Regions from separate parts of the Mus musculus genome. Here regions 2 and 3 are each linked to region 1. A link is a loop called in an ENCODE intact Hi-C map of the cell type or tissue named here. Cell type or tissue: left cerebral cortex. All regions are shown on one strand. Links, peaks and the distances in the headings refer to the core of each region. The heading gives the core; the rest is flanking DNA.

What was found. Hi-C counts contacts between places; a loop is a spot of excess contacts. Peaks named below come from ENCODE experiments on the same cell type or tissue, not always from the same donor. Only the 100,000 strongest peaks of a DNase experiment are listed, where the experiment ranks them.
Region 2: it touches region 1 in a loop (4-fold over the local background); 3 of 42 quality-filtered maps call a loop at or near these places.
Region 3: it touches region 1 in a loop (2.5-fold over the local background); 2 of 42 quality-filtered maps call a loop at or near these places.

Annotation. Positions count from the first base shown.
Region 1 is chr13:25,261,362-25,269,180 of GRCm38, forward strand. Nrsn1 (neurensin 1) reads right to left here. Exons shown (of 4, transcript NM_009513.2): 2 at 6,661-6,729; 3 at 839-1,038. The coding sequence starts at 1,030. Among named protein-coding and RNA genes, the nearest start is that of Nrsn1, 4.7 kb to the right of the region's middle. In left cerebral cortex, for the core only: no CTCF peak of the experiment used is centred there; DNase peaks (open chromatin) are centred at 3,599 and 5,715; H3K4me3 peaks cover 969 bases.
Region 2 is chr13:25,122,743-25,130,561 of GRCm38, forward strand. The region is part of intron 7 of Dcdc2a (doublecortin domain containing 2a); the gene reads left to right. Among named protein-coding and RNA genes, the nearest start is that of Dcdc2a, 71 kb to the left of the region's middle. In left cerebral cortex, for the core only: no CTCF peak of the experiment used is centred there; DNase peaks (open chromatin) are centred at 4,278, 4,700, 5,255 and 6,222; H3K27ac peaks cover 1,206 bases.
Region 3 is chr13:25,189,783-25,197,601 of GRCm38, forward strand. All of the region lies in intron 8 of Dcdc2a (doublecortin domain containing 2a), which reads left to right. Among named protein-coding and RNA genes, the nearest start is that of Nrsn1, 76 kb to the right of the region's middle. In left cerebral cortex, for the core only: no CTCF peak of the experiment used is centred there; DNase peaks (open chromatin) are centred at 2,269, 4,359, 4,740, 4,864 and 2 more places; H3K27ac peaks cover 867 bases.

The sequences.
Region 1 (7,819 bases), core at 1,589-6,588:
CGCGTATTTTGTAATGAGGCGCCTTAGAGAGACTCACCGTTCCCTATGGCAGAGCTGGTGTTATGACTTCAGGGCTATATTTCAGCATTAATGCTTGTTCAACAACATTGTCTCTTTCTAGTTATGGTTACAAGGGGTTAACTGACACGGAGTTTCTTCTCTCCACACTGCAATAAGACACTTGGAAGAAGCAAGTGAAGCAGGGGGGTGGGGGAGCAGTGGGGTGGTAGTGTTTACTGAGGCACACTGAGGGAACACAATAATACAATCCACCATGGCTGGAGAAGGCTTGGCTCCTGACTGTAGTGGAAGGGGCTTGCTCCCTTTGGACAATCAGGAAGCACAGTGGAGGTAGGAAGTCAGGATAGGGCAAAAATCTCCAGGCCCAGCCTCCAGGGACCCACTTACTCCAGCTGATCCCCATCTCTTAAAGGCTTAGCAGTCTCCCAAATCAGCATCAGAGGCTGGGAACCAAATGTTTTCAAACCCCGGTGCCTGTGGGGAACTTTACACATTTAAACTACAACAGATACCTATCCAGACTGAAAGAGGCTGAGAGAACACAACGCTCTGCATCTGAGTCCCTCACAGTTAATGACGGAACTAGCAAGTTAATGGCTAGCAAGACTACTAATTGCCTGACCTTTGAACCCACTCCTGTTAAACTAGCTCATCAAGTAATTATGTTGCATTTAGAGGCTTTCTTTGACCCCTAATTTTTAATCTCCTTTCCAAGGGAAGAGTAATGCATTTAATGTTATTGAGATTGAGGCACACACAGAGAACCTCTCAGTTCTCTGTAGCTCTGGTATTTCCACATCATATACTGGTTCCTCACCTTCCAGAATACTGAGCTCCACCTGTTAGGCGATCTCTGGATCTGGAAATCATCCTCATACTCCCAGATAGAGGCAGTGCAGTCCTCATAAAACTGATGCAGGTAGGACCGAACTCCATAGCGCTGCTGGTACCCACCCTCGGTGTCAGCCTGGGCTCGCCTGGACCCACAGGTGTTGCTGCAAGAAGTCATCTTCCCAGCTGGAAAGAGAGCATCCACAAGCCATCAGCCCCATGGGCCAGTTCTTTGACCTCAGGGTCAAAAGGCATATTAAATGCAAGAGTAATGCTAGGCCAACCTGTTCAAACAATTCTCTTTTTGTAAGCAGAAAAAGCGCCTTCAAAGACCCACCTACCTTACCATCTGTCCTTCTCTTCTGTTGAATGCGAAATCACCCTCAGTTTTCAGTGGCTAGAATTGGTTCTCCACAAAGCTTCAGTCATTTAAATTATATAAAATACAAGCACACGGCACATAAGAAGTGGCAATAAAGGAGCTCTGACAACAGACGTTTAATGTAAGAAACGTGTGGGCTCTCACTGGCCATGGATGGAATTGGTCTCTGCTTGTCCTGGATTTTTAACCACGTTCCTTTCCAGAATGTGTACAGTATTCCTCTTAGAGCTTTCTGGCTTTGTGTCCAGAGCTCATGTAACATCTTCTGATATTTTAGCTAATTGCTAAGTCGTATGGAAACTTGGTCAGAAAGCCGTGGAGCAGCTTCCATGCTTTATTAACCACAAGTGACTGGGCCATTAATTTACACCTCACTAGACTTAGCACCATGCATTTCTGTGGTTATTTGTGGATATGTCTGTCCATGTGGGTGTGAAATTTTAATGCAGACAATAGACCCTTTTACTATTTCCTTCCAGGTGTCTAGTATAAATAAGACTAAGAAAAGTAAGTAAAACTAAGCCGCCTAGGGAACTATCTTTGCAAGATGGAAATTTAAGATTGATTGGTTCCAACTGTTGCTCTTGGAGGGAGCAGTCTAAAAGGATTTGGTTAATAATTTATGTTATTTTTTTAAAATAAAACTTTATCTAATGTATTTGGGTTTTTCCCCCCTGGTACATCTTAAATGGTTGCATGCCTGGTACCTGCTAAGGCCTGAAGTTAGTGCTGGGTCCCCTGGAGCTGGAGCTGGGTCCCCTGGAGGTGGTTGTGAGGCACCATGTGAGTGCTGGAAACTGAACTGCAGTCCTCTTAACCACTAAGCTCAATGTTTTTGTTTATTCTTTTTAGTAAGGAATTCCTGAAAAGGGCCATAGTTCTGGTGAGTGAGGGACTTCTCAGTTCTATGTTCTTTGACTTTTCTGATCTCTGTATAAGCAGATATGTATTTAGCTAGAAGCGGGAAATATTTGGTACTTTTCAGTTTCTTGTAGATTATTTTCCTTGTTTGGACATAGACTGTACATGACAAAGTGAGGCCCAAAGCTATTTTCTCACTAGAAAGATATTTTTCCAGGAAAGTCTTGGACTGTGCTATAATCGAGGTCAAGAAAGAGTCATTAAATGTTCTACTTGCTTATCAAGGAATCAGCTAGTAATGTCCACACGACAAAACTGTTCCTTAGTTCTGTCAGATTTCTTTGTGGTCACTTAGTTTGTTTGGATAATGTGATCGTTCTCTTGACTGCCAACTTCAAAGAATTTAGACTCACCAAGGGAACAAACTGCCAGGGATACCTATGAAGGGTCTTCTAGATTCGGTTCACTAAGGTGGGAAGAATGTCTGCCAAGGCAGGTAGCACTAATTCGTGGCCTGAAGACCTGAACTGAGTAATGGCCTGAGTGCCAGCATTTATCTCTCCTTCCTGAATGTGGATGTAATGTGAGCTCCTCCCTCAACTTCCTGCTGCCATGATGGGTGATGCCCTAGAACCATGAGTCAAAATAATTCCTTACTTGCATAGGTTGCCTTTGTCAGTGTCTTGTCCCAGCAGCTCATAAAGTAACCAATATTGACAGATGGCAGTGATGAGAGGTGAGAAGAGTCCTATGGGAACAAAGCAAACTCACAAGGGCATTCCTTTGTGAGCACTCCTGCCACCGACAGATTTGGTTAGAAAATAGAATCAAATTTGAGAAAGTGTGTCCTTGGTGTCAGAAGAAGGGCACAGCAGGTGGCATCCTGTCAACTGGCCTTATCTTTCTATATGCTGGCCAGCATTACATTTGACACCTGTGTCCTTTCTTGGTTCAGGGACAACTAACTACCTCTAAAACAAGTTATTCTGGAGAGCATGTCAGGAGAGCTAAAGAGAGGTAAGTATTTCAAAAGAGAACTTTTAGACATTCAGAGGGGTTTGACTTCACAACTACTTGAGGTTTTAGAAAGCAATTTGTCTGCTTGCAGCAAAGCCTGGTGGATCAAAAGATTGGTATCTAACTCTTATATCTTAAGTGCTAGGATGACCTCTTCAGTACCTTCTGTGTAATGCTTATACAATGAATATGATTAATAAGAGCCTATTGCCAGTGACACATAAGTAGGATAATTTTAGAGTTGCCTTCTTTGAAGACATTCTAATAATTTTTTTTTTTTTTAGTCAGATGGAAATTGGGTTGGTATTACTAACTCTGCTTTGTCATTGAGGAAACTGAGGTATAGAAAAAATCATCTTGCTAAAGGTCACACTGTGAGTCAGGGAGGAGACAAAAGATGACAGTTACTACGATGTTCAGGAGCTGGGTCTGAATCATAGGCTTGTGCAGTCAGAATCCACTCACCTAGATGGTTTATATAATCTACACTTCTCCTGCAGAGCACCAGCGTCTTCAACATGGAGGAAGATAGAGGATATAGGAGGAATGAAAATGCCCTTGACAGCAACCAGAGGAGCTACTTCACTCCTAGGACTCAGCTCTGATGCTGAGCAGGTTCCTGAAACTCACTGTATCCATTCTCTACCCAGCTCACTTCCAGCATACTTTGTGAGACTCTTTCATTACACTTTGCTAGTAACAAAACAGAACAAAAGGCCAATATGAGAAAGAAAAACAGAAGAACAAAGTGGCCCGAAGCAAACACTTGGATGCTGAGCGTGCATTCCACTTCAAAATGGATCATTAGTGGTGCTGGTTGTACCCCCAAAGAGGAATCTTGCCGATCCTTACTTCACCATCCAAGAGCACAAGGCATGCACAGGAAGAGCATGGCCCGTGTCATGTCAGCCTCACAGAGCAGAGAATGGACTCAGGCATTCTGGTCACATCACTCATAGGCTTAGTAACCTCTCAGGGATGTGGTTTCATCATCCTTACAATAAGAAGACTGGACTGGGCTAAGGCTTTACTTTCTCCAGATGTGTTTTTCTAGGCATTTTTGGCCACACATCTTCAGAATGAGCCATTTACTCTATGTTGGGTATACCACTGAGTTTATTGGGTCTCTAGCTCTTTGTGGACTGATAGTCACAGACATGTCCTTAATTCCAGTGTGTATGAAGTTTAGCTTAAGGTTAATGTAAGCATTAAACAGGTTGAGGGCTTACAGGTTGCTCGTTAAATACACCACTTTAGTATCATACATGTTACCTTCAGTAGTAGCACCTGGATGGGAGGAGGTGTCTGAGAAGATTCACATACCTTCCTACAGACACAAGAAGTTAGAACTGATGTCTGGAAGAGGATGACCACTTCGTAAATGTGTTTTAAAATCTACCATCGCAGATTGAGGGCTTGGGGCCTAAGAACCTCAACAGAGTTAGATAACTCAAAGAGAAGTTGATAAGGCAGAAACTAGCTGTCTCCCATACAAATAATGTTATAATTATTTGGAACCTGTTGAATGACACCTGTGTTGTTAGGCCAAGAATACATGAAGTCATGTCATAAAGTGATTTTAAAGCTGGTCAATTACTAAAGGATACACAACAAACTAGGACAGAGACAGGAACACAAAGCTGGGCAAAGGCCTTTGAACTTGAATCAGTCCTCCCTTATTGAAGAAGGCTTTGTTACCTTGTATTAAATATCTGTATCAACAGTCACAAAACAGTATTGCCAATGTTGTTTACAGTTATTATTAAGGGACAGACTTTAGGGGGCTCTGTTATTTAGAGAAAGCTTTAATATGCAGGAGGTATAGGCATAGAAGCAGAAAAGGGAGCGTTCTAGAATTATATTTAAATGATATACTATTGGTATATAACTTGTAAATACTCAAGTGGAGCCTCTTGTAGTCTCTTTTGGGGGCTGGGGGAGGGGCAGCAAGATCTCTAGTCCATGTTGGCATTGAATTAACGTCTGTGTGCCTGAGACTAGCTCTGAACTTCTGATACTCTTGCCTCCACATCAGGAGTGCTGGTATGCACCATCATGCTGCTTTGTGCAGGGCTGGATATTGTACCAGGGTCTTGTGCATGGGAGACAAACATTCTACCAACTACCTATACCTCCTGTCTGGAATTATGACAGAATCCAGACAAGATGCCATCTGTGTGAATGTATTTGCTCACCTATGAAGAGGGATTTGTTTGTATTCTCCCTGAAGGACCTTCTAGATACTGACAAATGAGGACTATCTACAGCTTTCTTCTCCCTATTACTTCTCTCCAACAAAATAGCCTTCATGAGCAACATTTACAGTAGGTGAGAGCTGGGAATGACCCCCTGGCTAGACAGACAGATCCCCATGGGCAGTGTTGTGAGTCCATGGATCAATGTAGTGAAGTATCAGTTGTTGAGAATTTTAATTTTGGGCATAATCTATGCAGTTATTTTCATTTTATTTTGCAAGTGCTCACAGTCATGGAAATAGAAATAAGTCTTTATGCCTCCTGCAACTCTGAGGACCTCACAGGCCTCACACTGTTTATCTTCATGGCCTTCCTGAGAGAAGGGAAGCAGCACATTGAGGCACCAAGTGGATGAGTGTTTTCCCATGGCTCTATGTGTGAGTCACTTGTGGGCCAGGCTCTGTTCTCTTTATTCACTTTGAAATAATGCTCAATTTTTCATACGGTTTTCTCTCCCTCTAAATAATTCTGAGCTAATGAGAGTGACATTCCCATTAGAGTCACTTTCCACAGGGCTGGTGCTGCAAGGCACACGGTATAGACACAGTCCATTGAGACCATTTATCCAGAACCAAACCCAAAAGGTCACATCTCTTAAAAGACTGGATGAGATTCATAGTGCACACAGGAAGGCACAAAAGCCTGCTAAGAGCCTTGCCACTCTGAAATTGAGCGTTTTTGAATTACAGCATGATCATAAAACTTGAAATGTGTTTCTACCAAAGGAGAGAGATATATATTTTAACCAACAGAGATATTTTGTCTTTTTGGAATAATCAGAGAGATAGTGGTTTTGTATAATGAGTTATTTTTATACTCTCCATGCCAGTGCATCGACAGTCACTTTTATAATTTAGAAAATAGGAGTAATAGTATATAATTAGTTTACTCATTATCAGTTGCCTGAATCTTTCAAGTGATGGTTATCTATCTCTACTTATCCACACATCTCTTACATATACATCTATCTGGCATTTTCTATCTAAAGTTCATCTATCCATTGATTATCCTCTACCAATTTTTTCTACCCATCCATATAAGCTATCATCTTCTATCCATCTATATATCATTTGTCTAGTTATCTATATCATCTGTCTATCATCTATCTTTCTTTCTATTATCTGTCATCAATATATCATCTTTCTCTTTATTTTCTACCTGTCTCCTATCTATCTATCCATCCATACATATATCTATTAATAAGGCATGCAAAATTCAAAACCAAAATAAGCATTCTTCTCCTTTTAAACTCTTCCTTTTCTGTATTCACAGATGACAAAAGCTGTCTCTTACCTTCAATGTTCTCCTTGTCCTCTGCCTGTTTATTCTTTGGTCTTTCTTTTAGAAGCTCATTCTTCAACTCTAGTTAAGAAAAGACAACAATAACTCTGCAGATGTGACCCAGAGCAAAATAAAAAAACTTACAAATTACTCACAAAACCAGTGACCAAGATCTTCTTGGGAAAGAGTAGTGATGGCTTTTCTTAGAACAAAAACAAATAACAAAACCTAAGAAAGAAAGAAAACAAAAACAAACCCAAAAGTCTAACTTATGTTTTAAACTTTCTAATGGCTTCTCATGATAATTTTTGGCATGACTGAAGTGACATAAACCCAAGGGCTTTGTGAGCCCTGGCACACCATATAGCTGCTGCTTTTATCTTGGTGTCACGGTTTTCCATGAAGTTGACCACACTAACTTGCCTGCTCTGCTCATATCACACACATTCCACATGAAAGATGATATCTTGTTTCCTAGACATCTCATAACCGCTCTGCAAAACAAATGAGCTTTACAATCCTTGTGTCTTCCGATAAACTTACATGCATCACACCCTCAGCAAATCTCTGGACAATTTCCTCATTGTGTTTAGTTTAACTTCCACATCCGTTGTCTTCCTATCAAGATCAGTTTATTCTCCAGCTGCTCAAGAGAAGCATGTGCCTGTGCAAAATTCAATTAAGAGACCGCTGCTAGCTACTGAGCTATTGGTTTTCTGCATTACTTTAGTCTTGTGAAATGAAACAAACAAACAAACAAACAAACAAACAAATGAACAAACAAACAGAGAGCCAGATTATCTAAAAGACCATGAAAAATTCTGTTGAAAAGATACCCATTGCATTTGTAGGAGAAACTGAAGGTTAGTGGGGAGAAGGGTAAGCCTAGAAAAGACATAACAAACTGTCTTCAGTATTTCTATAGTCAGTCTATACTGGAGAAAAAAATAGCTATACCATCTTCAAGATCCATTTCCTTGCTCCTGAAGTTTGGGTGGTATGTGAGCCAACATTAGAATCTAGGAATTGAGTTAGCAAAACAAAACAAACCAGTTAAAAGCTACTACCTTCTTCTGTCTCTCAGGTTTCCCTCATGGCCTCTCCTGGTTTCTGTCTCTCTTTCTCTCAGCAATGTCCTTTCCTCTCCTTGTTGTGTCTGAAGAAACTGATG
Region 2 (7,819 bases), core at 1,549-6,548, 140 kb before region 1:
TATTCAAACATGACTTCTTTAACTGTATACTGTTACCATTATAATATTTTAAAAACTAGTTATGATTTTAGTCACACACATCTTGCTTTTGTAAAAATTCTGATGTTTATGGATGATATTCAGCGATCAAGGACGTGCTCTTTGAACCAGCGATGCTTCGTTTTGACTGTAGATGGCAACCTGGCTCTAGCTTTCCTTTCCTTTTTCCTTGACTCTGTTTCTCTCTGTAACAGTAAAGCTTAATAATTCAGGCAGAGCAGTGACATATTTCTTCAGGGAAACAAATCCCATTTTCTTTTGTAGCCGAGATGCAAAGTAAGATTGGTGAGTGATTGATGAAGGGGGGGTTGCGAAGTGTTTTCAGTGCTGCTGTGAGATCAGCCTCCACCACACAGCTGGCTGTCCCTGTCCTTGTGGCGCCTGGAGAGACGTTTTAGAGGTGTTAACTAGCTATCCTCATCACTGTGAGGGGAAACATAATGATGATTGTTTTGGAGCAGCATTTTGGATGCCTGGTTCTATTCATTGTTATTATTAATAGTGGATAACTGAAAAAACATAGTAATTTAGTTAGAAATACCAGAAAAGACTGCAAAGAAAGGAGCCTATACTGTTATGGTGTACATTAGCATGATAACAAAAAGTACTTTTAAAAGCAAAGTATTAGTGCGAAACGAAACGAAAGGCAAAGGTTATCTTCTTCTGGAGGATTGTGGTTCTCCAGGGCACATGTGCATGTTTGTATGTGTGTGTGCACACATGGCTACTCTTCTAGCTATATTATTATGCTTTGTTCCATGATAGTTTCATTCCTGGAATTGGCTAATTGTGTATTTAGACTCCCGACAAGGGTAGCCACAGCATTGGTAGCATGACTGCCCTTGAACAGCTTGCTCTTGAGCTTCCTAATACCTACAGTCTGCGCACCGTTTGTCTGTGTCACCACAAGCAGGAAGAGCTGCAGCAATCCATTCTCAAAAACCCCATCACGTGAGCCAGGGCCCGAGTGTCAATCATGATCCAGCTTACGCACTTGCACGTCCTCTGTCACAAGAAACGCTGGAAAAACCCTGAAGCACATTTGGAAGACACACTTTCCAGACTGAAAGGGCATCGTGTAACCAGAAGGTGCACACGGGAGGGCTCTGAGGTGATCTGGGCCTGTCTCATAACTGAAGTAATACGATTTGCTGGTAGCTCTTGCTACCCTACTCATTGGACAAATGGGAGATACATGTTTTCTGTTCCTCCAATGATCGATGGGCCAAAGTCTATTTCATTAAATACCAGCTTCTTAAAAGACTGGGCATTTGCTTATCCCACTGCTCAGAGGGTCAACACATTGCACAATAGTTTTCTACTATAGTCAGAGGCTGCTAGCTTCTTGCATATTTCATTGTATAATTCAACATCTCTTAACGACATGAGTTTTGGAGTATGTACATTGTTATTGACTTTAGTGGTGAGATACCAGTGAATATATGTAAGCAATGTAACACGTCATTCTGTTTTCATTCTGAGGGTAGAATCCGAGACTTTGCATGTGGCCAGCCTGTGCTCTAACACTGAGCCACACCTCAGCCTTCAGTGTTTTTTTCAGAAAAGTGTTCACTTCATAGCTTGCTGTCTTACTAATGTGAGTTATAGCTGATGTTGGGCTGAAACTTCTAGGAAATTCTGTTAGTGGTTAATGTTTGTGGTCCAGAGTTGGGATACTATACTAATTATTTCTCCCTTCCTCCCTCCCTCCTTCCCTCCCTCCTTCACTCCCTCCCTCCCTCTCTTCCTCTCTTCCTTTCATTCTCCCTTCCTCCTTCCTTTAGTCTCTCTTTCTTTCCTTCCTCCCTCCCTTCCTGTTTATATTTACCTACATGTGTACATGTATATATAATGCATGTGTGCCTGGTACCAGTGCAGGCCAGAAAAGGGCACTGGATCTTCTGGAACTAGAGTTAGGGGCAGTCATGAGTCACTTTTTTGTGCTAGGTACTGAACGCAGTCCCATTAGGAGCAACTAGTGCTCTTAACTGCTAAGCCACTTGGGCTTATTTTGCATACACAATTTTAAAGCACAGGGATGTGGGGCATGTTAGAGGAACAGAACTGACAGAGAGAGGGAGGGAGGGAAAAAGAAAGAGAGAGAGAGTATGTGTGTGTGCATGTATGATTTATTAGAATGCATTTTAGTCTGTAATCCTGTTTGTCTAACAGTGGCTGTCCAAGAATGGAGGTGTCCAGTCCGTGAGTCCGGATGTCTCAGAGGGCCTCAGTGTACTCTAGATACCATCAAGGGAATGAACTAAGAGAATGAAGCCAAGCAGGCCAAAAGCAAGAACTTCCTTCTATGTTCTTTATACAGGCTGCCACAGGAAGGTGTGGCCCAGGTTTAAAGTGGATTTTCTTACCACAGAATATTCAGATTTAGGGGGTGGGTCTTTTCAACTCAAACAATTCAATCAAGAAAAATGTGTCACAGGTGTACCCAGCCACTTGGGTTCCAGTTAATTCCAGCTGTAGTCCAGTTGACAACCAAGAGCAGCCATCACAGGCCGCGGGCAACACTGAGTCTACAGTCAGCAAGCAGGAAGCTGCTGTGTAGCTCACTTCCTCCTCCTTACTCAGTCTGGAGCACACCACAGAATGATGCTGCCTACTGAGTCCTCTCAGCACATGTGAAGCCTCTCTGGAAACTCCATCAAAGGACCCCAGGCATGTGTTTTCTGTGTGATTACAAAGCCAGGCAAGTTCATGGTGAGGATTAAGCATCACAACTTCCCTCACCATAAAGGAGAAGAATGGGAGGTGTTGGACTGCATAGGGATTCTCTTTCTTTCTTTTTATTTATTCTTTTCTCACAGGATACATCCTGACTACAATCTCCCTTCCCTCCACTCCTCCCAGCCCCTACCTGTCCTCTCCCCCAGGTCCACTGCTCCTGTTTCCTACAGAAAAAAACTGGGCTTTTCAGTGATATTAACTGGAAAATCACATAACAAAAATGTAACAAATCTAGGCACAAACCCTCATATCCAAGCTGGATGAGACAATTCAGTAGACAAAAAAGAATTTCAAGAGCAGGCAAAGGGTCAGATGTTAGAACTCCCACCCGAAGCTAAACAACCACAGCATGTATGCAGAGGACCTAGCACAGACCCATGCAGGATCTGTGATTGCTGCTTCGGTCTCTGTGAACCCCTGTGAACTCTGCTTAGTTGATTCTGTGGGCGATGTTCTCCTGGTGTCCTTGACCCCTCTGGCTCCAACAATCCTTTCTCCCTCTCTCCCATGGGGTCCCCTGAGCTCTGCATGATGTTCGAGTGTGGTTCTCTGCATCTGCTTCCAGCAGCTGCCAGAGGAAGTCTCTCTGATGGTAACTGGGCTAGGCACCAATCTACACAAGGATTTTCAAACCTTTGCAAAGTAGATTTCAAGAATTCATTTTAAGTAGGTATTTTGGGACTCAGATGATATTATGCATATATGTATTTTATAAATCTCAATGTGATTGTATTGTTCAACTCAGTCATTGTGTTGAACAGGTGGCAGATGAGATACCCACAAGTGCAAGGGTGTTTTCAGTAGAAAATGAAGCAGAAATACCATTCCAGAAAAGCCCAGAACTCATTCTATCCTACTATGTATAGATCAAGAACATCTTGACCCAAAGGCGGCAAGAAGGAGAATCTCTCCTATAGGCAGCCATGGGACAATCCTATTGAAAGCATCACATGCTATGGTGCTTAACCTAGGCAGCAGGTCAGTGCTGGATACTGTTCTGATGTTTTACAAGCTAAGTTTTCAAGTTCTTAGTGTAACAGTTCCCTAGCCCAGCCTGGGAACAGGGAAGGAAGGAGAAAGCAGTTTATCCAGAGTCCAAGGCAGTGCAGTAGCCAAAAGTTCTTGAAATGCCTGGGCTGGGGGCTGGTGAGATGGCTCAGCAGGTAAGAGCACCCGACTGCTCTTCCAAAGGTCCTGAGTTCAAATCCCAGCAACCACATGGTGGCTCACAACCATCCATAATGAGATCTGATTCCCTCTTCTGGTGTGTCTGAAGACAGCTACAGTGTACTTACATATAATAAATAAATAAATCTTAAAAAAAAAGAAAGAAATGCCTGGGCTGAGCGCAGCAGGCTTGGAGGTGGACATTCCTATGTGAATACCTGCAGCCGGTCTCTGGGAGGAATGAGAGATGCGGTGGCCAGTCTTCCTTCAGGGCTGTGTGTTGATGTCTCACATTCTGCAGAGGCCTCATCTTCCTGGCTCTTCACTCCAGTGTCTCCTTTTCCAGTTGTGAGTGGGGAGGAGTCATTGCAGCCCTTTTTCTTCCTTAATCCGATGTCACAGTGGCTCTCCTCTGATCTTACACAGACCAGCCAGGGACAGAGTCCATCTTCAGCCTTCAGGGAATGCTGGAATAGATGCTACCTCTGAGGCTGACCTCTAGTTCATGCATCTATGTATCACATGACCAGACTTAGTTACTTTTTTTTTTTTTTTTTTTTTTTTTAATGCATAGAGTATCATTGTGTAGCCCATGCTAACCTGGACTTTTTGTATAACCTGGGCTGGCCTCTAACTTGTGGTAATCCTCTTGTCCCAGCCTTGTAAGTGCTGTTATGACAGGCATGAGCTGCCACCCCAGCTGTCCTTACTCATTCATTATGCAGTTTTGTGAACACCCTAGATCTCCCACACATTGGGTGCAAGCTCTCCTCATGTCTTTAGGTGTAGGAGTCCTATCCATTTCTAGATGCTGCTGCTTCACTTGTAAGCATCCCTGATGCCCGCTGGGTACCACATGCTGAGCTACTCCCCCCCCCCCCCCCCCCCCGGCAGCTGCATTTTCTTTCCTTGGTACCAATTGCTCTGAATTTATTGCTTTACTTCAATGGTGACAATTTTGACTTTATGCACAAGTTTTCCTTGGTGAAGAAGAACCAATTTCTCTTTTTCATTTCAATGGTCAAATTCCTTCTGCAACCTATAAATGCCAGCACATGTTTTGCCATGCAAATATTGATTTTTTTTCCTTGTTGGTATGAAGTCTTTTCTTGGGCCTTGGTGTCTATCCTGTATGTATAAAAAGGAACAGCATCCTGAGAGCAGCAAAGGTCTCCCTGCCCGGCGCACATTCACAACGGTGTTGGGGAGACTCCACAGTGCTGGTTGCTACTATAAGACAGGGCAGAGATGTTTCTCCCCACATACAACATGCTGGCTTTTCTGGGACTGTGGCCTACTTTACATCTCACTCTATTTTTGTTCTTCTCCGCTGCCCTAGTTGTTTTCGGCCTAAGATAGAACCTTTATTGGAGATCAGCATGCTGTGTGCTACCACAGAGGGGAGAAAGATAAAGATAAAATATCTATAAAGACCTTCTGAGCATCCTAAATTTAGAGGCTTTTCCACTTCTTTCTATTCTATACATTTGGATGGTAATTCAAAATTGGTCCGATTTCACTCCCTTTAAAGACTGCCACATCCCACTGTGGGATGGGTGCCCTCACTGTACAAGTTCACAGCTCACTAAAGGCTGCCACGTTCCACTGTGGGACAGGGGCCCTCACACTAGAAGACCACAGCTCGCTGTAGCTGGGTCCTCACAGGCACCACTTTGCTTCACAGCAAGAAAGCACACAGAGAAGTCATTTTCCAAAGGGGATTGGTGCCACAGGACAGAAAGAAGATGCTTCCACATTTATCCCAAGGACAGGTCCTGAGGCTGCAGCCCCTCAGGGTGGTGACTGACATCCCTCTAGCCTACTGCACAGAGTGGATGGGCAGGTCCTAAGAGGAATCTCTTAACCAGGTCATTTCCTAATGTGGAGCTTGGGGTGCAGACATTCAAAGACTTTTGATAGATGTTTGTAACAATAACAGTTTGATGCTCAAAAGTATAAATTTGGGAAATGGGTTATACAAGTTTAAACCACATTTTCTAGTAAAATATTGTGAAGTCTTTGCAGGCATGCATGCATGTGTATGTGTGTATGTATACTATGCATGTGTGTGGTATGTGTGCACTGTATGTGTATGTTCGTGTGCGAGTGTGTGTGTGTGTGTACATCCTGCTGCACATGCATGCAGAGACGAAAGGAGGACATTGGGTGTCTTGCTCTTTCACACTTTGCCTTATTCCCTGAGACAGAGTCTCTCAGTAAACTTGTAACCAGGCTGTTGGCCAACAGTACTCAGCAATCCTTAGTTGGCGCCTCCGAGTGCTGGGGTTGCAGGTGCCCACGGCCACATCTGGCTTTTTATGTGGCTTTTGAGGATAAGAACGAAGATCCTCATGCTTGCACAGCAAAGCAGCAAAGCTCTCCTCCCTACTAAGCTCCTCCTGCTCGTTCTCTCTCTCAGAGCTTTAGTCGCATAAATACTCCATGCTTGCTTCCCCCCTCTTCTTTTTGTCCCTCTTTCCTCCTTCCCTGTCTCCCCCTTTCCCCTTCTCTCTTTCTTGCCTTTCTTCTCTTTCCCTTTCTCCCTCCTCCCACCCCTCTCTCCCTTTTCCTTCTTATTTTGGAGATAGGCTTTTACTATGCAGTGCAGGCGGACCTCAAACTCACCATCCTCCTGCCTCAGCCTCCTCCTTCTTGTTCTCTGTCCCGCGTCCCTCCCCTCCCCCCTCCCACCCTTTATGGGTCCTGTTTCCACCCGGAGAAGAATCAGGGCACATACACAGGTTTTGCGGCAGAGGAGAATCCATGGGGAGCTGCCTGTGCAATTCTGATCAGCGCTATGAGCATCCTGACTAACATTTCTGGGTGCTTATGTGCTGAGGCTCCCATGTCAGGTGTGCAGTCTCATTGGAGCTTACAGCTGCTGGATGAGGCACATGTAGTTATTGCTGCCGTTATCCCATTTTATTGATAAAGAAGCTGAAGTGCTGAAGTGTTAGAAAGCTCGCTTGTGACTCCTCAGTGCTGCTCACTGGCAAGGCTGTCGTTAGGACACAGGACTGTGCTCCAGTGTCCCACAGATCATTATGTAGTTCATTAACTCACGATGGCATGCACACACAGGAACCAGAATAGTGTTTATTAATGACAGAAAAAATAAAGTAAAAAACATAGTATGTATTTGACAGCCCTTGTATTCTGCACACGTTGAAGAATTATAACATGAGGCCAGGCTGCGGTTGATTCTGTCCCCTGCCTCATCAAATCTGTGTTCCCTTAATGATAATAAAGAAATTCAGTGGGATTTCACAGCAGGAAAAAAGTATGTTATCCATACTGAAAAAGATAATACATATGAGGTCAAGATGAAAACTTGCTGTGTGCCTGCCTTGTGTGTGCACGAGTGTGTGTGCGCGTGCATGCATGTGCGCACACGGGTGCACGGGCGTGCATTCCATAATGCATATCTGAAGGTTCTCCCCTGGGGGCCAGGATCAAACCGTCTCACTGCCCCATTAACCTGTCTTATGGAAATCAGGGCTCTAAACACCCTTCTTCTTCTGCGCCTCTTTTAATCAACTATGTTTATTAAATTTTTGTTAACTTGCGTGATTTGACGTCCCCGTGAGATGCTGCGGTTCAGTGTTAGTCTTACTGGTTATTTCTGGCACTTGGTAGAGGTCATAACCTCAGAAGTTCACATCTTTCAATCATGAAGTAGTTTTCTGTATTATTTATATATTTTGTTTCTTATGATACCAATAATTTTCTCTACTGTGTGTATATTTTTTTTCAGGTTTTGATGGGAAGCAAACCTTTTGGGTGGTTTAGTTTTTATTATTTTATTATTTTAATTTTTATTTTATTTTGTCCCATCTTCTAGTCTTACGTCTCTTGTTCGTTTGCTCCAAGTTGT
Region 3 (7,819 bases), core at 1,386-6,385, 72 kb before region 1:
TGACAGAGGCTCCTCGGTGCTTCCCTCTGCCCTGTTCCACGCAGTGCTGGGATCCTCAGTTGCGTTTGTTCCACAGTGGGCACCGTGTGCTAGGGTCGGTGTCAGAGCCTCTTCTGTATGTTAGATGGCTTTAATCTGAACATTGCACGAAGCCAGTGAGGGTGTGGAATGATAATCACCAGTGGCAACCTCTCCATAACAGTAAGAGCAGCTCTGAAGACCACACCCATTTGTGGTACGCATTAAATATCAGCTACTTTTCATCAGGTACCTGCTAAGGGCTGAGAACTGCACGGCTCGTCTCTGGATAACTGTAGTGATCACTAGGCAGACAGACAGACCTACCATCCTCATTTTCCATTCACACACACATATATGTACATATATAAATGTTGATAAATATGCACATATACACACACATCTAGACACATACATGTATGTGTGTGAATGTGTTGTCAAAGATGTTTGTATAATGAATGGCCTTGGACGTACATAAAATAATCTTGTCATCTCAAATATTATGTATCTAATCTCTTGGTTTTATTTTTATTTTTTTACAATTTAGGTATTGTTTATTAAACCTTCAACCTAATGACTGTGGGAGCTAGTTATTCGAGCACTCCTCCCTCCTCCCTCCTCTCTCCTCCCTCCTCCCTCCTCTCTCCTAGCCATAACAAGTCAACACAAATATACAAGCATACCTTTTGCCCTTATTTCTAGTATAATTTTATAACGTTTGCTGGCTTAATTCTGGATCTGCAGGCTCTCCTCACTGTGTATTACTCCTGGATGGCTCTTTGTGTAGACTTCAGTTACACTGTCACCTTCCTGCCTCCCTTGCTTGGCCATGACCCATTGCTTTTCATCTGCCTAGCTTTCTGTGCACCTGTGGCTGAAGCTGTGGGCCTGGCTCTTCCTGATTCCTTCTGCACAGTTTGCGACTATGCAATCTTTCTTTGTCCCCTTTCCCAAGCCCTGCGATCACTAAGGCTACTTAGTTTGCCTCTGCATATGCTTCTCAGATTGGCTTGGTATTTTCCTTATCATTTTTTTGGGATACTTATGTTTCTCCAGTGTATGGATCCTGGTATTTGGATTCCATGTCTTCTTTTTTTTTTCTTGGCTAAACCTTTATTATAGGAAAGTTCCCCACATAAAAATGAAGGTGTAACCAATTTTCCTTTAGGCAGAGAAACCCTCCATGGGAGGCATATTGTGTGGGAGAGACTTTTTGAACCTACAGACTCTTGCATATAAGGCAAGTGCTCTACCGCTGAGTTACAGTCCAAGTGAGAGGCTTTTCATATCTGAAAATAACCTTGATTTCTCTACTCAAACTTGATTGTCAGCATGTCTATGTGTAAAATTCTAGGGTCACATGACTTCTCTCAGGACTTTGAAAACCCTGCTCAGTTTGCTTCCCACTCAGGAGTGCAGTTGAGCAGTTTGATAACTTTGCCTTTCCTGACCATTTGCGATTAATGCTTCCCTATTGCTAGGCTCATTTCCTTGTTCCTGGTGTTCCCAGAGCTACTCGGGAGGCTCCTTGGGGGAAGGCCTTCTTGCTTGCTGACCACTCATTGTGCTTCTCTTCTGGAAATATTTGATTCTAGTTCTGGAAGAAATGTTAAATTATTTCTTTAATAATCTTCTTTCTTGAATTTCAGTATTTGTAGGATATAACTTGACTTTTTAAAAAGATAAGAAACAATCCAGAGAGATGCAGAGCAGAAAAGATGATTAGGACTTCAGAATAGTAGGCTCTATCATATATGTATCTTATATATGTTACATCACATATACAAAATGCAAGTCACACCTACAGATGTATATCTGTTGTCCCTGCCAGGGACTGAGCTCAGCACCTGCGCTTACTGGGCAGGGACTCTTCCAGTAAGTGTTATATACTTTGAGCCCCACCTATTGGTATTCTCACCAGGGCTGCCATGTCATTAACTTCCACACACTTTCATACTTCTGAATGTTCTTTCCCCTGCTTTGCTATGTGTGGATATATGTGCTGCATGTACTTGATTGTATGCATGCACTCATGGGTATGTGTGAAAGCTGGAAGTTTTTTTTTTTTTTTTTTTTTTTTTTAGTAAAGGTGTCTCACTAACCCTTGAGCACATTAGTTTATATAACTGAGCCTCAGGGACTCTCCAGTCTCTGACTACCCCTGCCCTCAATTCTAGGTTGATGACGTATATGTGCCTGGCTATTAAGTGGGTGCGAGGACTCTGAGTCAGGTCCTCAGGCTTGTGAAATAGCCACTCTAACAACTGTGCCATCTCCCCAGCCCCACGTGTTCTTTTTATAGTGTACTATTCTTGTTTCATGGATGTGACATCTTCCCTTCTCCAAATACTGGTGCTCTGCTGTTTCAAACTTCATTTTTCTAGTGTGGTTCTTAGGAGGTTTTCTTCTTTGTTTTTCTGTTTTGACTTCTGCCTTAGTGCTAGATAGATTGTGTGTGTGTGTGTGTGTGTGTATTAGTAAGGACATTGCATAGGCAGAGTTTGCCAGCAGGAGAGATCCAGGGCAGTGTGCTTGACTCGCAGTATTTATAGAAAGACCCTGTCTAAGTTTTGGTAGCTTTGGTGTTGCTCTTCTGATTTTTATGAGAACATGCTCATATTTACTTTGTTAGTGTGAGCCTAGTGCCGAGCACTTAGGTCCTGAGTGTGAAAAGGGGACTTTGGATTCTTACCGAGAGATTCACTCTAGCTGGCTTTGGTACAGGGGGCATGTACCTATTCTTTACCGTTCCTTTATGCATGTTTGAGTTTTCTTACATCTAATCTTTTTTTTTTTTTGGGCATACAGTCATTGAGTTTATTACATCCCAATTTTTGTTACTATTATTTCTTTTTTATGGTTGGGTTTATTTAAAAATTCCCTTTACTGATACTTTGGAGGGACATTTGGAAGATGTCAGAGGGCAAAACAAAACATAATGCTCAATTTAGAGTGTTCAGCCTGAAATTACTTTCATCCTAAACTGTCTTTATTTAATCTATGCTAGGGATGGAGAGCTGATGGCCTATGACAGGATTCTCCAGGAGTTAGGAAGGAGAGCTGATGGCCTATGATAGGATTCTCCAGGAGTTAAGAAGGAGAGCTGATGGCCTATGACCGGATTCCCCAGGAGTTAGGAAGGAGAGCTGATGGCCTATGACTGGATTCCCCAGGAATTAGGAAGGAGAGCTGATGGCCTATGACTGGATTCCCCAGGAATTAGGATGGAGAGCTGATGGCCTATGACCCGATTCCCCAGGAGTTAGGAAGGAGAGCTGATGGCCTATGACCGGATTCCCCAGGAATTAGGATGGAGAGCTGATGGCCTATGACAGGATTTCCCAGGAGTTAGGAAGGAGAGCTGATGGCCTATGACTGGATTCCCCAGGAGTTAGGAAGGAGAGCTGATGGCCTATGACCGGATTCCCCAGGAATTAGGATGGAGAGCTGATGGCCTATGACAGGATTCCCCAGGAGTTAGGAAGGAGAGCTGATGGCCTATGACCGGATTCCCCAGGAGTTAGGAAGGAGAGCTGATGGCCTATGACCGGATTCCCCAGGAGTTAGGAAGGAGAGCTGATGGCCTATGACAGGATTCTCCAGGAGTTAGGATAGAGAGCTGATGTTCTATGACTGGATTCCCCAGGAAGTGGTTAGTGACCAACCTGGAGTATACTGTGCCTGCACCTGTTGGCATGCCACATAGTTTTCAGCCAGTTCTCCCTGTTCTCCCACACTTGTTCCAAGTTAAGCCTTTATATTTCCTGCCCAGCCCCTTCGGAATTAGTTTCAGCTGTGACTACTGTTTACATCTGCAAAATGCAATGCCATTTCAAAGGCTCTATAGCCAGCCCAGAAGTACATCGAGAAAACAGGGGTTTTGAAATCTGAACCCTCAGATTTCCTGGCTTGGTTTATCACTGACTACCTGTTTCTTGGAGATAACTAGCAATTACCTGCAGCTTCTTCCAGCAAGACGCAGGGCCTACAAAGTATCCAGTTTTCATATACAGCAACATAACCCCGACTCCTCTTCAATCAAGTGCATTTACTAAACAGAAGTGTAAAACATCTAGAACCAAAGGGAACCTGGATGCAATTTTTTATTTTGTCACAGAAGAAACAAAATCCTCATTAGAGAGAGTCATTCTTCCACAGAAACCCCACCTGCTGCTGACGCTGCTGGCACAGGAGGAGTCCAGAGGCTTCTGGTTTGTAGTTCTTTAGAACCCCTCAGGAAGGGCAGTGGAGAGATTGGGAGCTTCTGGTTTTCCCATAATTGGTCCCATCTCCTACCTGAGCACAGGGCCACTCAGTCTTGGCGAATGAAAGGAATTAGAACTACAAGTTGAGTGGTACTCCCTGTATCCCAGCCACAGGTCTGTGGTGGATCAAGTTCCTGCTGGTGCTGTGAGCATCCCAGACACAGGGAGCATCAAGCTGAGGGTGAGCAAGACCCCTAACCTTCTGTGGGCTCACCGGAAATGGGGCTCTTAGTGAATCCGTGTTTGTAGATTTATGTTTAATTGAGAGAAATGGTGTTAAACATTAAAACGCAGCCTGCGGGGATTTCCGTGAAAATGAAAGAAAACCAACATTTCCTTTTAAAATGAGAAAACTTACAGTGCTCTCCCTCCAGTGATGACTTCATAATCCCACACTACTCAGATACTTCTGGTAAACTACATCTTCATATGGGTGTTACAGGAGCTCAGAGCTCTCCAGGGCCCGGGTGACAGCCTCTGGACCCGGGCTCATGCCTCTGCAGATAATCACCATTTCCGTGGTCTTTGTGCCCTCAGAAAATGTCACTCCCCCTCCTCCATGAAAGTAAGCCAGAAAGCGGAGAACAAGAAAGCAGTACTTAGCTATCATGAAAAATTGAAACTGATTATTTCCAAATACCTCATTTCAACTTGGTAGGAGATGATTTTAGTTTCCATGGGAACAGAAATAAAAACAAGAACGATAATTTCTGTACTTCCACGGACTGCTAGTGCCTCTGCCACAAAGAACAGAAATACCTTCTATTCCATAGCGAGCACCAGACCTGCACACAGGGCCACGCTGCCTCTGCAGGGGGCAGGCAGTCCCCTGGGAGCCCAGCGGGTCCTCCATGTTTACTGATCCAACTCTTCAGTTTCTCCCAGTTTCTCTCCAGTAGTATTTTCAAGGTGGGAGTAATGCTGTTCAGGAAAGGGGGTAGAGAGAACACCTGGACTAGAAAAGTCTATGTATTTTACATAGCTGACATCTTAGCACTTGAAGATAGATCTCACAGGTGTTGATGTCAATACAATAAATGAGGGCACCTTTTTCTCAGTGGGCTGGGAATCAGCCAAAAACCTGAATGCTATGAGGATGTAGCCCCAGTGACAACCAACCTAGACTTTCCCCAACTTTTCCTACACATCAAGTGCCTGCTCAGAGTGTGAGAAACTAAATAGTAAGATGTGATGTGGGCAGATCTGGGCAGCAGTTACTCAAAATGTCATTGCCAGTGTCAGGTTAAAGAGGAAATCTGCTCTAGTTCCTCTACTAACAAGGATCAAGGGCAATTACTAAGATATATTACATTGTACATTATGCAATGTGTAATATACCACTAATAAAGTATGTGCTTTTTAAAAGGCAAAAGTTGATTTTCATCTGCAGAGCTCTGTGTTTAAGAGTCTGAGGTGTCTGTGATTGTACACCTGTATGTACACTTCTCTAACTCACGAACTTCATGTGCTCTGAATGAATGCCAACGAGCCTGGGAGGCTGGGACCACAGAAGTTTAAGTGACTTCTGCACTCATGGTTATGTGGTTATGTGACGCATATTTCAAATAGAGTAGAAGGAATAAATCTTTAAACTCCAGTGAAACACAATTGCGCCTTATGTATAGTATCGTGCAATTACTCATAGGCATGAGCTCGTCGTGAAATTTCGAGATATGTATATCCCTGAGAGAAACGGTTTCCATATGAAAACCTGTTTTCTGAAAAATTGAGTCACAAACAGACTAAAATTTGATCTAAGTGTCGGGTAGAGGACACGATTATGGGAAAAACTCTTTCCGAGTCACTGTGCTCGCAAGTCTGTGTTCCTGACCCAAAATTATCCCATCCACAGTCATCTCTCTTATTTTTCTCCAGATCCCAACCAATGGGCTGACAGTTTAGGCTAAAAATGTAGCTTTCTTTTAAAGAGGCGTCATCACAACTAGAACGCCTGCTTTAATGTGACACATTGGAGACCAGGCTTGCTGCTCATGTGGTCTAGAACTCTGTGGTGGTGTCTCCAATGGTCCAGCAGGGATGGCGTCAGCAGTGGAGGTGTTACCAGGTACTGAGTGCTAATGCTTCTGACTTGGAACCTGATGCTCAAGTTGTGCGAGTAACCGCTTCAGAGCAGAATTCTATTTTGCTCTCTAAACTCTTCATCTCAGGAAGCGGTAGGGAAAATTTACTGAATTCTGCCTTCTTCCATATCTGCAAATTAGGATAATAACAGTATTATTCTTGAATCGTTGTTGAAGGTTAATGTGAATGCCATTATGCATATGAGATGCATAGAACATGACACCAGGCGCCAGGAGAGAGCTTGATAAATGTGCGTCTCTCTCCTCTTCATCAGCGCGCTCCCAAGGCGATTGTTACCCCTTTACCTCATTAAAGACTATGAACATCATCACTAGTCTGCCACAGTGGGTTTAGAAATGGATAAGAGAAGGCCTCTGTTGAATGATTTCCAGGGGTCTCCACAGAGGAGACTGTCATTTCTCTCATCGTTCCACAATCATGCCAGTATCTGGGAGGTGGGAAGAGGCTCTTTTTCTGGTTAGCAATTTGTGTTCGCTAATTTTGTATGACCTACAATTAGATGATTAGAGAGTCCTAAAGGAATCAATAAATACGTGGAGAGGGTGCCTAGCAGTGAGTGATTCCACCTGGAGGAGCCAGGTAGCTTCCTGGAGCGGTTGTGCTAATTGTGGGAAAGATGCACTATCCATGTACAGACATAAGGAACAGTTTGGATACTGGTTGTACAGGGGAGTGGACTAAGGATTTTTTCTGTGTGTGTTTCTTTCTCAGAGGATTCTCCTCACATTAAATTTCAATCTGGGAAAGGCTCCATTTATCCTTCTCAATTAAGGATCTCTCTCTTTCTCTCTCTCTCTCTCTCTCTCTCTCTCTCTCTCTCTCTCTCTCTCTCCTCTGTATATGTGTATGTAGGGAATGGAGTAGTACTCGGGTAGTGGATGAGTGTACTAGGGTTGCTAACACAAAGAACCACAATGGGAGTGGCTTAAGCAGCAAGAATCTTTTCTCTTTTTGTTCTGGGGGCTGCAAATCTCCAATCAAGATGATGATCTGGATGTCCTGAGACATCTCTTAGGCTTGCAGATGACTGTCCCCTTACGTCCTCACTCAGACTTCCCTCTGTCTCTGCAGTTATCCTCTTTCTTTCTTTCTTTCTTTCTTTCTTTCTTTCTTTCTTTCTTTCTTTCTTTTTGGTTTTTTGAGACAGGGTTTCTCTGTGTAGTCCTGGCTGTCCTGGAACTCGCTCTGTAGACCAGGCTGGCCTCGAACTCAGAAATCCGCCTACCTCTGCCTCCCAAGTGCTGGGATTAAAGGCGTGCGCCACCACACCCGGCAGTTATCCTCTTTCTTTAAGGATACCCATCACATGTCGTTCAGGACCACAAATGGCTTCGCTTTGACTTAGTCACTTCTTTAGAGACTATCCCCAGGTTCAGGGGCTAACTTCAGTTTATGAGTTGCAGTGGGAGGCCAGAGACACAGTTTCGTCTGAA